Linked DNA regions of Mus musculus: region 2 is linked to region 1. The links are chromatin loops, found by intact Hi-C in ENCODE. Cell type or tissue: left cerebral cortex. All regions are shown on one strand.

Region 1 (8,000 bases):
AGCACTTTGTACCCTCCTCCTTTGTCTTCTCTGTCTCCTGTCTGTGTGAGGTCACCCATTTGCTCCACCCTGTGCTCCTCAACAGGAGGTTCCACATCACTCTCACGGCCTGAAGCCATAGAGCCAAGTGACCACAGACTTCTGCCTTCTGAACTGCTGCTGCCTCCTGCCTTCTGAACATTCCCCCTGGCCCTTTCTCTGCTGGTGGTCAGATTCGCAGTGATGCGTTTTCCTTTCCCCTTGTGCTTTTCCCGGTGATTTGTCTCTGATAATGTCAAGTTTGCCTCTTAAAGATGTAGTATTCATTCAAAATGTGATGTCTAGTTTCCCAAATTTTATTTTGTCCACCTTAGTAGTCCCTTGGACTTTCCAACTTCTGTTTCCTCTCTGGATTATTACTTGTTTTATCTTCAGTTTTCTATGCTCTAATAACTCATGCTGAGACTCTCTGGTCCATAAAGATTAGGCTTACTTCCAGCCCCTTTATTTTGTCCTTGTCATGGGCTTCTTAGCTTTGTCTCTGGTCTAATCAACATGTATCCCTCTAGCCTATTATTATAACCAGGCCCTGGGCTCTGAATTCTTTAACTTGTCACCTATATTTATCAAAGCAGTGTTCAATCTGCCTCAGGGATAGGAGCCTTTATCAAACTGCGTGACACTGGGGTAATGACATAAAGCTTGAATTTGGTGCCACAGACTTGTGTGACTATAGGCACTTCACCTAATTTTCCTTCCAACACAGTTAAAAATGAAGCTTTTATGCAGTTTTAATTGGACAGCATATCACAATATGCCTACCCCAGAGCCTGGCATGCCCCTGGGTCAGTAAAATTTGGTCAGAGAAGCAAGTCATCGGGAGTCAGATAAAGTAAGGAATTTGTTAAAGGGGCTGGTACATTGCAACTAAGCAGGTAGGTGATGAGATCAGCTTGTTTCTAATTTCTGGAGCAGACTGCCACATCTCTGTCTTTGTGTCTAGGAGGTAATAGCACCTTTGAGGCTCTGTCCATTGCAATTCTGTACTTCTTTCCATTGGGCACACTGCTTAAGCAGTTTCTGCAAAGTCATTTGCATTTGCATCTGGTAACATACCTGAAGTGGTCAGATCAGGAAGCTAGAGAAGAAAGGAGAAGGTGAATGGATCAAGTGGAGTGAAGCTGGAGCCTGCAGGGTAGAGTGGAGAAAGAGGGGATGACATTGCCCGTGAGACTTTGACTTTGATGAGTAGGAGACTTGAAAGACAAGTTGATACTGTGCCCAAAGAATATATCAAGTTCAAAACTAGAAGCCCCTGCTGGAGACACAGTACAGTAGATAAGAGTACCCTTCCAGAGGACTAAAGTTTGGCTCCCAGCACCCACATTGGACAGCTCATAACTGATTATAACTATAGCTCTACAGGAACCAATAAATTTTTCTGGCCTCTGAGGGTAACCACATAAATGTGGCATACAAATACAGACACTCACATGTTGCCTTAATCATTTCGTCTCTTGCTGTGATAAAATTCCAGGACCACCAAGGCAACTTATAGAAGAAAGAGTATCTTTGGAGCTTACTGTTTTAAAGGGTCAGGGTCTATTATGGCAGAGCAAAGACATAATGGCAGGAGCAGCCGAGAGCTCACATCTTGATCTACAAGCAGGAGGCAGAGGAGGAGGAGTGGCTTGAGAGTCTTTTGGAACCTTAAAAACCTATCCCTAGTGACATACCTTCCCCAACAAGGCCACACCTAATTTTTTCCAAATAGGTCAACCAACTGGGAACCAAGAATTTAAACATATAAGTCAATGGGGATCTTTTCCATTAAAAACTACCACACATAGATACAAGTAAAAATAACTCTTAAAAGATGTGGACTTCCAAGGTAGTAACAAGAAAGATGTCGATAGGGGTAGCATAGCCACAACAATATACACAAATTGCACTGCACTGTCTGAAACAGAGTTAATCTCCAATCTAAATGAGACTCTGAATATCTTTGGGATTCCATTTCACACAGAGACGAGAATTCTGTGAAATGTACTTGAAACCTAGGTAGCATGGCTTAGCACAGAATAACCACAAGCCTTTGTCTCTCTGCCTATCTGTGGCTTGATTCTATAGCTTAAAAGTACCAAAAACTTACATGCAAATTCTGCGGGTCTTGTTTAAATGTATTAATTGAATTGGGAATCTTTGATTCAGTTGGCACAGTCAGTTTCTTCCCTTTGTGAGGACATTCGGCATTTGTTCAAGGCTTTGGGTTTTGTTCTTTAAGCTGGGTCAGGCTATTTTCCTTTCCTTTGCTAGTTATTTTTCAACTGGGATTTAACACGATTCGAGGCTATGACTATAGCAATTTTGTACTTCTTTTTAAGAGTGGTGGGAGGATAATTGCTTTACAACATTCGAGGCCCCTTTAAGCTCCTTGGTGAGGAGTGGAGCATCATGAAACCTAAATTCACAAACTGTTTATTTAATTGTTTAACTCAGGCTCGCTGCCGATGGTCGTGATAAGAACACCATGCATCGCCCTGTCAAGGACAGGGCTATTTTAGTTTTAGAAAGATTTCCAGACCTTTTAAAACCTGTATGAGCTCTGAAGGTCTGGAAGACTGATGCATTTTTCACCAGATTAAATAATACATTCAAGTATAAGTGGCTTTCAAAGTGAGGAACTGAAGAAAAGGCCACTGGGGGGAAGCTGCTCTTGCTGTGTCTCCAAGGTGACTGTCACATAGCAATAGGCCTGGCCCCTGATAGGGCCGGAAACAGTGGTCTCTGTGGAGAGGTATGCAGCAGTCAATAGACCCCCTCCCAAGCTGTCACTCAGGCTGGATCTGAATTCCTCAGGAGAGACTTCATTTTCAGGGGAAACAATGTATTTCTTTGGTATTGAAGTAAGGAGATCGCTGCTTGTATCAACCTCCAAAATTAAAAGCCAAGCTCACATCTTAATTTTCTGAAGATGACTCCTCTGAGATCTTACGCTTGCTGAATGTCCAAGTGCATAAGGCAGGAGAGTGTGATAGGCATATCATTGACAAGTACATTATATGGAGCAGGTAGCATCCTTTAACCCCACTTCTGTCTCTTCAGCCTCAATCTTTTTCTCTAAAATAACTTAGCACTGTGTGTGTGTGTGTGTACCCATGTGAGCATGTGTGCGTGCGTGTGGGTGTGTGTATGCTCACATGTGTGGGTGAGTGGGGCATGTGTGTGGGTTGGGGGCGTGTGTGTGTCTGTGCACATGTGTGTGGAGGTTGGAAGTTAACATCAGCTGTCTTTCTCAGTTGCTTTCTTTCATTTTGGGGCTAGGTCTCTCACTGAAACTGGAGTTCACTGACTTGTCTAGACTGGTTGGCCAGAAAGTCAAGGGCTCCTTCTGTCTCCACCTCCTCAGTACTAAGATTACAAACAGGTATAATTATAACTACACCCAGCTTTTTGTGGGTGTTGGGGATCTGAACTCAGATCTTCATGCTTTTTCTGCCAGGGTTTTGCCAACAGCCAGCTTCCCAGGCTCTAGCAATGTTTGGGTTATCTAATTAAATAATCTGTCTGCCAATATTCTGTTAAGTTCAATATTGATTCTGGATTTGAACGCCACATAGAAATGATTCCAACTGCTCATTTTTATTTTTTATTTTCTAAATTAATGGTTTGGGTTTTCCAACATCAAGTCTCTCTAACACATCATCACATCATTACTAAAGATAGAATACTGTCTTAATAATTCATTAAGATCAAACACAAACCTAAGGAAACCCTCCAGCAGGCATCTAGAGAAATGTGAGGGCAGGGGAGTATAGGTGTGAGCCAGAGGTGAAGGATGGAGTTGAAGTTTTCTCACTCTGATGGACAGTGGACAGGAAAATCCAAATTTTGCAGTTTTACAGCATGGATCATTGGGTAGATGGTAACTGAAGGATTCGAGAACGAGCAATCAGACAAGGAGCAGGTGGGAGATGTGAGAGGCAAGTAACTAGTATTTGGAACTAACTGCTGCATGGCTGGGTACATCTGCAGAAGTTCTTTCCGGCTTTCCCATCCTGTAACCACCCTCTTGAGTACCAACAAACACACTCCCTTTTTGCCATCTGCGTTGGTGAGGAAAACCGCAGCTGCTTCCGTGTCCCTGCAGTTGGAAAGCCTTGCGATGCTGTCAGCATTTCAGACTGGTTCCTTGGCACAGGTCCGCGTGGTGGGTGGATTTCCTTGTGGATAATAATAGTGGTGTTAGCTGTTTTCAGCACTTGGCATATGAAGCAAAATTTGCTGAAATCAGGGCACCTGGGGGGAGCATCTTCAAATCGTGTCCTTTTAAAATGTTAACTAATGAACTCCAGTTTTGATGTCTTCCCAGAGCCCATGGGATTGTGGGTAATGAACACCTCAAAATATAAGGTTGATGCCCTGGATGCGATGATAAAATGTGCTTCCTATGCACTTTTAGAAACTGCATAAATGTTCCAGGTCAGGCAGCACAGCAGCTGTCATAATCTGTCGGCATCTTGTCACTCTCAAGCTTTATCCTCTGCGAGGGACTGTTTGTTCAGACTCCGGATTGTTCTTCTCATGAGAATACAGTATTCACAGTTCTATAAATACAGAACAAAATTTACTTGGGGTACTTTGGTGCTGGCATTTAATCTGGACTCTTGATTTTTATGATCAATCCAAACTAACTTTAAACAACTAAAATACCCTTTACATCCTTATGCAATGGATAGAGAATAGGACTATTTTTTATGTGTTATACTGTACTATTTTAAAATGTCTGTATACTATAACTTGGTATTGCCACTTCCTTTGTATACTTTTCGTGTTTTTCAGAACATCTACCCACATCCTTTAGCAAATATACAAATTTCACTGGAAGTGCACTCACTTGTTCTCCTTTGTGAGACTCTGAGTTTGACTCTCTGCACTAGGAGGAAAAAAAGATTGTTTGTTGTAAATATTGTAATCTGTATTTCCATTTAAGTGAAAATGAGATGAAAATAAACATCTCTAAGGCATCGATTGAGAAAATTAAATAAAACTCGGTCTTTAAAAACTTCTCAATATGTCATATTTTAAAACTTAAATCAATGTCCCAGCTCTTGCCAGTCATTGTATTTTAAATTAATCAATTCCATTGATTTATATTTAGTGCCTTTTAACTAAGATGGAATGATTAGTCCCCAGTGTCAAGAACTGAACAGTCAGGTAGTTGCTGAATTCTTAATTTAAGAGCTTTCTCATGCCTACTCCGAATTCTCAACATATCTACCCACCAGTTTGGTCTTTATCTACATCAAATGACTTAAAGTCCAAGTTTCATCTACTGGTCAGCCAACTCTTTGCCATCTTAAATACAATTAATCTTCTCTAAGATGAACTTCTTCCTATTAATTCTCTTTTTGAAAATCATCAGTAGGCATCAATTTCTTAGTTAATATGAGATTGAACCTGTTAGCCTTCAAAGATCCCACTGATCAAGAGCATCGTCTCCAGTTCAATATTGTGCTGTGTGTCCATTGTTATACTAGTATCTTCCTGCTCCATGGGCCACACTACTCTCCTCTCCCCATTGCTTTCCCTTGGTTATCATGCCCTCTCCTCTGTCTATTCAAAGTCTATACAGTATCATTATCCTGTTTCCCATCCCATTGTTGCTTTGACTTTCCCCTTGTATGGTCTCTGACTTAGTCTCTGTAGTTTAGTAGCAATTAAAACAATATTTCAAAATATCCAAGGTAGAAATTAACTTTCAATTTTGATTAAAAGGGGCTCCATGTTTTTTGTGTGTGCATTATTTTGGGGGGGGGGGAGGGAGGGTCTGGTGTTTTTTTTCTGGTTTTATTTTTTGTTTTGTTTTGCTTTTCCTTTTCTAATTTTTTTTTTAATTTTTAAGAGACAAAGCACATGAAGTTGGGTTGGTAGAGAAGCAGGGAGCATCTGGGATATTTGGGAAAGGGGAAAGATATAATCTAAGAATATTGCATGAAAAGTTAATAATATATTAAATAAATAAGGTTCTTAGTTATGAAAAATGTGTGTGTGTGCGCACGCACACATGCATGCATGTGCATGTATGTGCCCATACAATGTCTGTGGAGCTCAGAGGATTTCTTAAGGGAATTGGTTCTCTCATTCTACAATGTGGATCCTGGGAATTGAACTCAGGTCATTAGATTTGGTGGCAAGCACTTTACCTGATCAGCCACCTTGCCAGTCCAAAAGCTATTAGTTATAGGGAAAAGCACATTTCAACAAATGCAAAAAATAAACAACTTATTATTCAGTAAGCAGGTGTGTATCTATTATTTTGTATTGACATTTTCAACTAGCCAGTTTCCTCTGATTGACTCCCTGGCTATTTCTCCTTCCATAAAATATTCAAGCAAATCTCAGGGAGTCCATCAACTATCTTGCAACTTTACAAAATTTGAAAAAAAAATTGGCATCACTAATCCCTTGTTCGTAATTGCCCTGGGCTGATGCCTATGGTGGTCAAGAGCACTCATATAGCCAAACTATGTTTATATGTCTGTATTTGTACCATATAGATAATTATTCATAAGTGTATATTTTTTATATTTACTCATACACATCTTTGCTTCTATATATATATCTTTACTTCTTCCAATATAAATCACCTCTTTATATCTGTATATTCAATGTCTGAACATTCAATCAACTACAGACTAAAAATATTTAAGAAACTACTTCATTTAGGAGGCTAATAGATAAGAGTTGATACTGCTCTTCCTGTGGACCCACAGGGAAATTCGTTCTATCATCCACAGACTTTTTTCTTGTTCTTTTTCTTTGAAAATATACTGTAGTTTCTATTTGTAGAGCACTCATTTGTGATAAGTGTTGTATGTAAGCCAGAGACAGTTTGAAGTACATGGGAAGATGTGTGGAGTTCATATATAAATCTTACTCCATCTTAACAACAGTATTTGGATATCTGTGAAGTTTAAAATTGGGAGGGTCCTGGAACTATTCTCCTGTAAAGCCTGAAGGACAGCCATATTGATTTGTGCCTCTGTACATCCATAACTGTATTTTCATTCTTCACCACTTTTTGTGTATACTTTTTATATACTCAAAGAGGTTCACAATGAAAAGATTTGTCAACAAGTCAAGCCTACACTAAAGACTGAGAAGATCTTACACCCTACTGTTCATCTACCTAAGACCTAGTTACAGACTATGGATGGCATCTTTTCTACAAGAGGGTTCCCTTATTCCTTAATAAGTAAACAAAAGCACTCTCCAGTGAAGGTATGGTAAAAAATCTTTAGCTAAAATGTGCTTGGCAACATCCCACTTCCTGTTCTTTTCTGCACTGTGCACTGTCTGGATTCCCCTGAGTGTTCCATGCTGCGTTTGTGACATCTGTGTTATGGGAAACTCAGTCAGTTGGTCCAGGCCATTGCTATGCTTAAGATACCTGTAATGTAGACACAGGTGAACAGCTCCAATCTCGGTTGTTTGCATATCTCTTGCACTCATAGTGCTGAGGAAGCTTTAGATCCCTGCACTGGGCAAGACAAACTGCATACATGGGTTACCTATGACTGGAAAGACCTGTTACTATCATTGAAAGTCTCTGGCATCTCTGTTTTACTTGCTGTTCTCTGCAACATTGTTGGTAGACAGATGTGGCTTCTTTAGGCTCAATGAATAGCTTCTTGACTTTATTTCAACAATCACAGAAGTTTTTCTGAAGGAAACAGTACCAGTACTATGTTACCACCATGAATGTGACAGTGCAGAGAATCAGAAGTATGTAGTCTTCCTCTAGGGAAAGGTTTGAATGGCATGATTATTATGGCATTTTGTCACTGAAGACTTCCCTGACATCAAGGTGGGCTTATATTTCAATTCAAAGAAGGTTTATGAGCGGTTGGGATTTAGCTCAGTGTTATAGTAGCTTAGCTGACAAGCTTAGGGCTTTATTCCATTTAGAAAAAAAAAACAGAACAATTAAAACAAACACAAGGAAAATTTATGAAAAC
Region 2 (8,000 bases), 330 kb before region 1:
AAGCATCACTCCTGTAGGGAGTGGTTTTTGGGACCGTTTGTCCACAAGGGCTCCAGCAGTATCACTTCTAGAAAACTGAAATGTAATTACAGATACCATCTCATACGCTATGTTAAAAAAAAAGAAATCCTTTATAGTAAGAATTCTTTAGGGAACCAAGAGTGACTACAAATTATCACTACCTAATAAATTAATTTCTAAGCCTCTCCTTTTACATTGTTTCCTTCTAAACTGGAACACGTCTGCAGTTGATCCTGGAGGCAGCAGAGTCTGCAGGGGTTGGAACTCTTGGTTCTCACAGACAACACCTTTCTAATCACCACTCTTAAAGACGCAGGAGACAAAGCACAAGAGGTTATGCTTTGAAATGGAATTTTGGTCATAAAATAAACAAAGAGAAGCCCTTCGTGTGACACGGCAGCCTTTAAAACCTCAACTTTCTCACCTGATCAATCCTGTGGTTTGGTTACAACATATGGACTTTGTCTGCAAACCCCTTTGAAAGAGCTGTATTGACACCTTGCTGGAATCTGCCAGCACACTCCTTAGGGCCAGACAGTCCATCTGCTGCTGCTGCTGTTGCCGCCACCACCGCGATGCTGCTGCCTCCACAGCCTCTCTCTCTGCTTTGCTTTCTTCCACTGTGATTTGATTGGGAGTTGTTGCAAGTTGTTGCTAGGGGTTCCTCTTTCCCGTAGCTGTGAGTGATGGCAATAAAGATGACTGGATGTTGTCGGCTGTTGCCATACAAATCCAAGCTCAGGTTATTATTTACAAGGAGCCCTGGTTACGGGTAGGAGGCCCTATTCTAGTTTCTACCCCAAGTGCTCTAAAGCACTGTTTCCTCTAGATTAGGACACTTTATCTTTCCAGGCATCAGTTTTTGCCTGAGTGAGAATCTAAACTGGAACATTAAGGGAAGTGTAACCAAATGCTTTGACATTTTGTAATGCCCAGCTAGCTGCTTTAGTTCCATACAGTCATTAAGATAAGCCAACAGTGTAATGCCATCCAGAAATTAAGGATAAAGAAGAAAGGAAGCATGCCATTTTAATTAAAGCTGTGGATGGGAATAATGGGGACATTCTACAGTGATTGTGTGACTGCGTCTTAATGGAGTCCGAAGAGTTTCCTCTTTGGGAAGTGTGAGCTAATACACCCACAGAGAACTGATTAGGACGGGGATATTTATATTAGATAGGAAACGCTGGGAAGCTGAGACTTCAAATCAATACCCAGAGGCGAGATGTGGGCAGCTGAGGATGTGCAAAAGAACATATAGGCTGAAAATATTCCCCGTCAACGTTGATGGTAGAATTGCCCTATCATGCTACAAGTCAAGGATAGAAACCTTGCATAGAGATGCTTGTATTTTCAAGTATTATGTCTGTATATTCAGCACTCCACCAACAGCTGAGTAATCTGGGATCTTTTAGAACAGGTCATGTAAGACACAGCAGAAGGGGAAATGAAGTATGTGTTTAAAATTGGGGTTGTAGTGATGGGTCTGGTTGTGAAGTCCTTGTTATTCCTGTGGCCCAACCCGTTTTCATTTTCCCTCAGAAGGAATCTCCATGGAGCTAACTTTTGGCATGGCCACCTTTCAAATTTGTGCAGCTGCCCTGGCTCTGGGTGGGGAGCGGAAATTTTGGAGGAAAGAAAAATTACCGTAGGGTAAAACCTGGATCCTGGCTTTACATTTAACTCTCTGCCAGAGATAGATACATAGATAGGTAGGTAGGTAGGTAGGTAGGTAGGTAGGTAGGTAGGTAGATAGATAGATAGAGCGAGCAAGAGACAGACAGAGACAGAGACAGACAGAGAGACAGAGAGCTAGGGAGAGCACTTTAAAGGCCAGTGAATGGAGGAGTATTTCACTGTCACAGGCCCGTAGGTAGCAAGTAGATGCTGCTGCTCTTACTCTCAGGATGCCCTCTGTTTGACAGGCAATCATTTCCACAAAGATTACCTCGCCCTGGGTAGCTTGACCCCAGCAACCAAGATGTATCATTCAACTAACCTTTACCCTTTGCCCCCTGCCTCTCCCCCAACTCAGAGCCTTTTCTGTTCCCAGAGGGTTCTTGACTCCACAGGCCCAGGTGGAGTCTCCTAAAGGGAAGTTTAGGGTTGCCCTACGCTTGTGGCTTGGGTATCATATTTAGGCAGAGGGTTTATTACCAACAGATTGATAAACTCCATCCTCAGAGTTCTTAGCGCCCCTACTTAGGGATAAGGCCCCCAAATTTGCATGTCAAGACTTCTTAGGGGATGCTAATGCTGTAGCCTGGAGCAAAAACAGCGCCTTTCACAAAAGAAGGGGCTGCCAAGCTCTTTGGGCTCCCCCTTTCTTTTCATGTCTTCCGGTCCCTTTCTCACTTGTGGAAATTTCCCTTTCGTGTGGCTGCCCCCTGCTTTTAGACCGCTTTTTAACAGTCCCACTCCGGTCCAGGTCCTGAATGTAGAGGAGGGCGGCCTCTCCCCAGCCTTGCGCAGCTTTATTCTCTCAGCTTGTACCACTTTTCCACGCAAGCGCTGCCGGTTGCTCGCGCTCTTGTCTGAATTGTTGACTCTCTCTTTGGACTGCTAGCATCGAGCATTAAGTGAACTCTTATTTTTCTTTTTTCTTTTTTCCAAGTTTGGGTAGGGGGATCCGGTTTCCTGTTCTCCTGTACTTAGCAGCCCTGGGGTAGCTCTCCAGAGGCTGTGTCAGAGCCAACCTCCCTCCCCACCCCTCGCGCGCCAAATCCAGCCTGGGGCGCAGGGCCATTCCGGGTGCCAGCTCTGCTCTCATATTCCATCTGGCTTCTGCTCCAAATAGTGGGGTTTCTCAGGGTGTAGAAAGCTCCCGTGTGGAGGCTTCAGGCGCCAGAGCCCGGAGGGGGGCGGTAGCAGCGTCAGGTGGCTGCTCCGCGTCCCCGAGCGCCACCCAGTCACTTCCTACTCGGCGCACAGTCTGGGCTAGAGCAGGAGCCCTCTTGCATCTCAGCCCCAGGACCCGAGTCCTCCGGAGCTGCTGGGGTTTCGGACAGCGGCAGCAGGAGAAGCTGAGATGTGACCTGCTCTCCCCAGAGATTGCCATTTCCCTCTCTGGTGCCTGCCTCGCGAACAACAGCCCGCACCAGCCAGCGAGCACTTGTCTGGATCTTCCTGGAGAAAGGAGCAGCCACTAGGCGCTCGCAAAGCCTGGACAGAACTTTGGCTGCCCTGGGTAGCTGTGAAACAGCTGAGTGAGAAGGGTGGGCTAGGAGACCAAGGGAGCAGAGAGCTAAGGAATGGGGTCTTAGCCTGGGCTAGGGGTGGGGAGAGGGAAGTCGAGTTGCTCCTCGCTCTCTCCCAGAGCCCGGGCGCGGGGCAGAGGGAGAAATGCTGAGCCCGCGTCCGGGCTCCTGCCTCCCCGGCAGCATCTTCAGCAGCAGCCTCAGCATCAGCACCGGCGGGACAGCGACAGCGGGGGCGGCGCAGGCGCACTGTGCCCGGCGGAGCCTGCAGTTCCCCAGCCCCGTGTGCGGCACCGCCACAGTCTGGGCAGCGGCGGCCGGGGGAGCGCTACTACCATGAACTGCTTGGTCCTCCTTCCCAGAGCTGCTCATCCGGGTCGGGCTGGAGACACACTCAGGGGACCCCGCCGCCGCCGCCGCGCCCCCTTTTCTTTCAGCACCATCTCCACTACCTTTTCCTCCTCTTCTTCCACCTTTTCTTCCTGCTTCCCCCCCTCCCCCGCCGCGGATCCTGGCCGCTGCTTTCCAGACCCAGGATGCCGGGGGGCAAGAGAGGGCTGGTGGCTCCGCAGAACACATTTTTGGAGAACATCGTCAGGCGCTCCAGTGGTAAGGAGAGTTGCAGTTCAGAACATTCCCTACCTTCATCCCGCCCACGGCGCCCCCGTCCTGCCCATCCCATCCCTCTTCTAAGGGGGGAGGGGGTGTAGGCAGTGGTACCTGGTGGCTTAGGGTGGGTGGGGGCCGGGAAGGAGGTGGTGGAGGGACTTAAGTTGCATCTGTTTCCTAAGAGAGATGTACCCCCTCCCACCTGTCCAGACCTTAGAGTAGGAGCTAGGAAAGGGGGTGGGTAGAGCGGAGGTCCATCAAAATAGCTTTGAATTTCACTTTGATGATGAATCGCTCCTTGTCCCATCGCTCCCCAAACAAGCTGCAAGCGCTGACCAAATTCTTAGAGCCAGTTTTTGGAGGAAGCTTTCCTTTTAAGTTGGGAATGACTGGGAAAGTGGCCACTTCATCAAATTTAAGTCACTAGGATGGCTTTTGGACCCACTGTGCACAACTGAAAGTACCCTGCCTTAGGGCGAGTAGTCGGAATTGAATCCTAAACAGTCAGTGCTTGGAAAATGGGAAGGCAGTTACTCGGATCAAATTTGGTTTAAAGTTTCACGTTTTATTTGTTTTCTTCATTGCGTGTTAGTTTATAGGTTATATCTTGCCTATCGCACTTGACCAGAAGAAGGGTAAAAACAAAGCCATAGTTTCTGTACTTTCAATGCACTTGAAAAAAGATTTAAACAATACCACTCTACCTTGCTCCTGCACATGAAGGCGCCCTGCCTCTGACGTGCCTTTAAAATACCATCCATTTATGCGTGGTCGGATTATACAAATTTGATCTACTGGGTTTATGCATCTTTTAATTGTTTTAAAAACTCTTTTACATAATTTTTCAACTCCACAAGCAAACTGTATGGAGTATCATTTAAGGGTTTCTCTTCGGAACCCCTTTCTGGAGAACCATGAGAATATAATTCTGCACATGGATTTGAGTCAGAAAACAGTTGGAAGGTTCTGTGAGGGTTCTGTGATCCCTTGTTCTGTCAATCACTCATGGGAACCAAGTGTATTTGGGAGCCTTGCACAGGAGGCTCAGTGTGGGCCATGTGGCTAAGATCTTTGGCTGTGGGCTAGAGGGACACACACAAATGATAGCAGATAACTGGACACAGAGTAGTAGCTTAGACAATACCACCTCTTGGATTAGCATCTCTCTGAAAACTAGGCTTGCAGAGGCATCCTTGGAATTGGAATAACCTAAAGTGTTTTCTTTAGATGTTCACCTTGGAGTTTGGGTTGGAGCTTTGTGAATCTTTCTTTCATGTTAGTCAGTGTGTGATTCTGTGTAAGTATAGAGCTGCAGTGATACATTTGGATTTAAAAAAATAGCTTATAGTACTGCACAGTCATTTTAATCCCTGTATTATTTTTAGCTACGCTAGTGTGAGGTTCATATGCACTTTCAGGTTTTAGAACAATATAAATTAAGATAGAAGTTCATAATGGCATGAAACTTCTATATTAACCCATTGTCTTATGAATATCTTATAGAAATCTAGAATACAGGGAACATTACTTTTAAGACTATCAATTGCTGCGTGGAATTTAAAGGTTACTAGAATCAGTTATTTACAGACTTATGGCGATTTTCTTGCAAATTTCCCATCTTCTTGAGTTATTCTACTTCACGCTTTTTGTTTTTTGAGAGCAGTTTCTGAGGAAGACCTTAGAATACCAGACCCATAGACTCCCTGCCACCCTCTGAGGTGAAGAGAGACACAATGAGAAGTCCAGGATTGAAGTTTATCATTTGTAGCAGTATCAGTCCAAACTTTCTCAGGTTGGACCAGAGATGAGATGGTCATAGAATACGTTTCTGTAAAATGTGACATGAAATGATGATTTACGTCATGTGGCTCAGATCTGTCTCCTCCCTTCATCTCCACTTTATATCTACCATACAACATATGAATATTTTTATCTTATTTACACTCTGGGATTAGAATGCTTTCATTAATTTAGTGCTTCTTTCCCTGGTTAACGGCAAGTATGAGTGAGATTTACCTGCGTTGACACTTAGGGATCCCACCTTTCATTGTCTATGCCCAACTTTGAATAGTTGTCGGACGTAAAACCTTGGGATTTTGTTGGGCATGTGATAGAGACTTGAGAGTTATGCACATCTATATGTAGTAAGGACCGGAAGGCCTCAGCAAGTACCTGAATTGAGAACTGCAGTATGTGATTGGTCTATCCGTTTATGGGGGAAGGGCCTTCCAGTTGTCATTTCTCCCCAATTTGGCAGAGAAATTGAAAAACTCATCCTAAGAGATTGTTTAATTATGAGCAACAGATAAAATTCCCTCTAGGATTCTCAGAGATGGATCAGGTTTGTCACACTGGAGATTTAATCATTCGCCAACTTAAGAACATTGGGAATGCACTGCTGGCAGAGCTCTAGCTGAGGGAGTCAAGGAGGCAGCCTTCCCAGGTGATGTAAGAACTCAGAAACAGAGGCTGCATTTTATAGTGATGAGCTTCCTCACTCAGACAAGACCGTTTTCTTTTGAAAAGATCAAATCTTGTATAGAGTCAGATAAACACACGTGTAGAAAGAGGAAGAGATGACATGAAAGACTACAGACAAACAAGTGGACAGACATCCACCCAGACATAGAGATGGACATGGGGCAGGCAAAAAAAGTGCATAATTCACACAGACTGACAGAGAGATGGTGAGAAAACCAAAACCACACACACACACAGAGACAGAGACACACAGTCACACATAGGTACTGAGACACATGTACACACAAAGACACAGGTACACACATGAGAGAGAGGGAGAGAGAGGAAGGAGAGAGAGAGAGAGAGGGGGAGGGAGGGAGGGAGGGAGAGAGAGAGAGAGAGAGAGAGAGAGGGAGAGAGACATAAACATTTGTTTTTGTCCATGAGAGCCCCAGCAGCTAGGATTCTACCAGACAACTTTTTGGAAATGCAGACCAAATGAACAAGGGAAATGTCATATTGGCACGGAGTTTTTAAAGCTCAGAATTTTATAATCAAACTCCGAAGCCCTCATCTGTAGTGTCTTGGGGGACAGTGCCACCATGATGGCCTCTCTACTGCTGTTTTACTCTGCTTTCTCCTCCTAAAGACCAGAATTCAAGTTGTTAGTGGTGACTATGTCTATAAAAGAACGCAATGTGAGCCATTGTATAGGGTGGATACATAAAATTTTTTTTTTGCCAACTCTCAAAATAGGAGAAGCAAGGAATTCTCCCCTTAAAATTTAAGATTAAAGACTTGATAAAACAAATAAAAGGAACATGATAATCCTTAACTTGAAAACACAGAGAGCTTACTATTTTTGCAAGAATTTGTAAAGGTCAAATTATAAAGACAACAGGAATGTTTAGGTAAGCATTAAAAATAGATTTTTGATTTTGATTGACATATTTATAGACTGTGGTGTAGCATTTCAATACTCGGGTTCAATGTAGGATACTCAGAGAAAATGGCATATCTACCTCCTTGAGCAATTATCATTGCTTTGCGTTAGAAACAGTCCTACTAATTGGTCTGAACTATCGGATTGTTAACTATAGTGACGTTTAACTGTATATTTGGCTATTTGGATCAAAATAAGCTATGAAGAAGGGAGGGCTTGATAACTGTGGTTAAGTTCATGACACCCGAACAGCGCCATTATTGACTCCTTTCCTGAGTAGCTATGGACCAAATCTGTGTCAGGAAAAATTGTCAGGAGCTCTGCCATCTTTATATGGTCAGTGTTCATGCAAGCTATTTTTTTTAGTAAACACTAGGTTGTTTACTAAAGAGTTGTAAAATCACAGGTAGAGTTAAATACCCAAGAGACTTTTAGATGGAATACTAGTTTCAAAAGACAAGACATGTTAAAACGCTCAATGTTCCCATTCTCACGGGCAGCATATCTTACCCGTGCGTTCTTCCTGAATTCCTAATGAGTATCTAGCTATGGCTAGTTTGAGTGATGGTAAATTACATTGCTGTTTTTGAAAAATTGTAAATTCAAATAATATTTTTTGATGTGAGGTTATCCACTAATATTAAAGTACTATCAAAAATTAAGGAATTCTCTCTTTTATGAAAATCCAGAAGTGTTGTTTTTCTCTTAGGAGGAGCAGGACTAAGGGAGAAGAAAACAGAGAGGAGAGTGCTTTAGGAGCAGCTGGTCTT

What was found. Hi-C counts contacts between places; a loop is a spot of excess contacts. Peaks named below come from ENCODE experiments on the same cell type or tissue, not always from the same donor. Only the 100,000 strongest peaks of a DNase experiment are listed, where the experiment ranks them.
Region 2: it touches region 1 in a loop (6-fold over the local background); 2 of 42 quality-filtered maps call a loop at or near these places.

The regions. Positions count from the first base shown.
Region 1 is chr12:74,845,285-74,853,284 of GRCm38, reverse strand. No RefSeq gene overlaps it. Among named protein-coding and RNA genes, the nearest start is that of Gm39473, 24 kb to the right of the region's middle. In left cerebral cortex, no CTCF peak of the experiment used is centred here; a DNase peak (open chromatin) is centred at 4,147; H3K27ac peaks cover 394 bases.
Region 2 is chr12:75,172,283-75,180,282 of GRCm38, reverse strand. Kcnh5 (potassium voltage-gated channel, subfamily H (eag-related), member 5) reads left to right here and starts at 2,951. Exons shown (of 11, transcript NM_172805.3): 1 at 2,951-3,827. The coding sequence starts at 3,755. In left cerebral cortex, no CTCF peak of the experiment used is centred here; DNase peaks (open chromatin) are centred at 3,801, 4,041, 4,800, 6,305 and 4 more places; H3K4me3 peaks cover 4,663 bases; H3K27ac peaks cover 2,453 bases.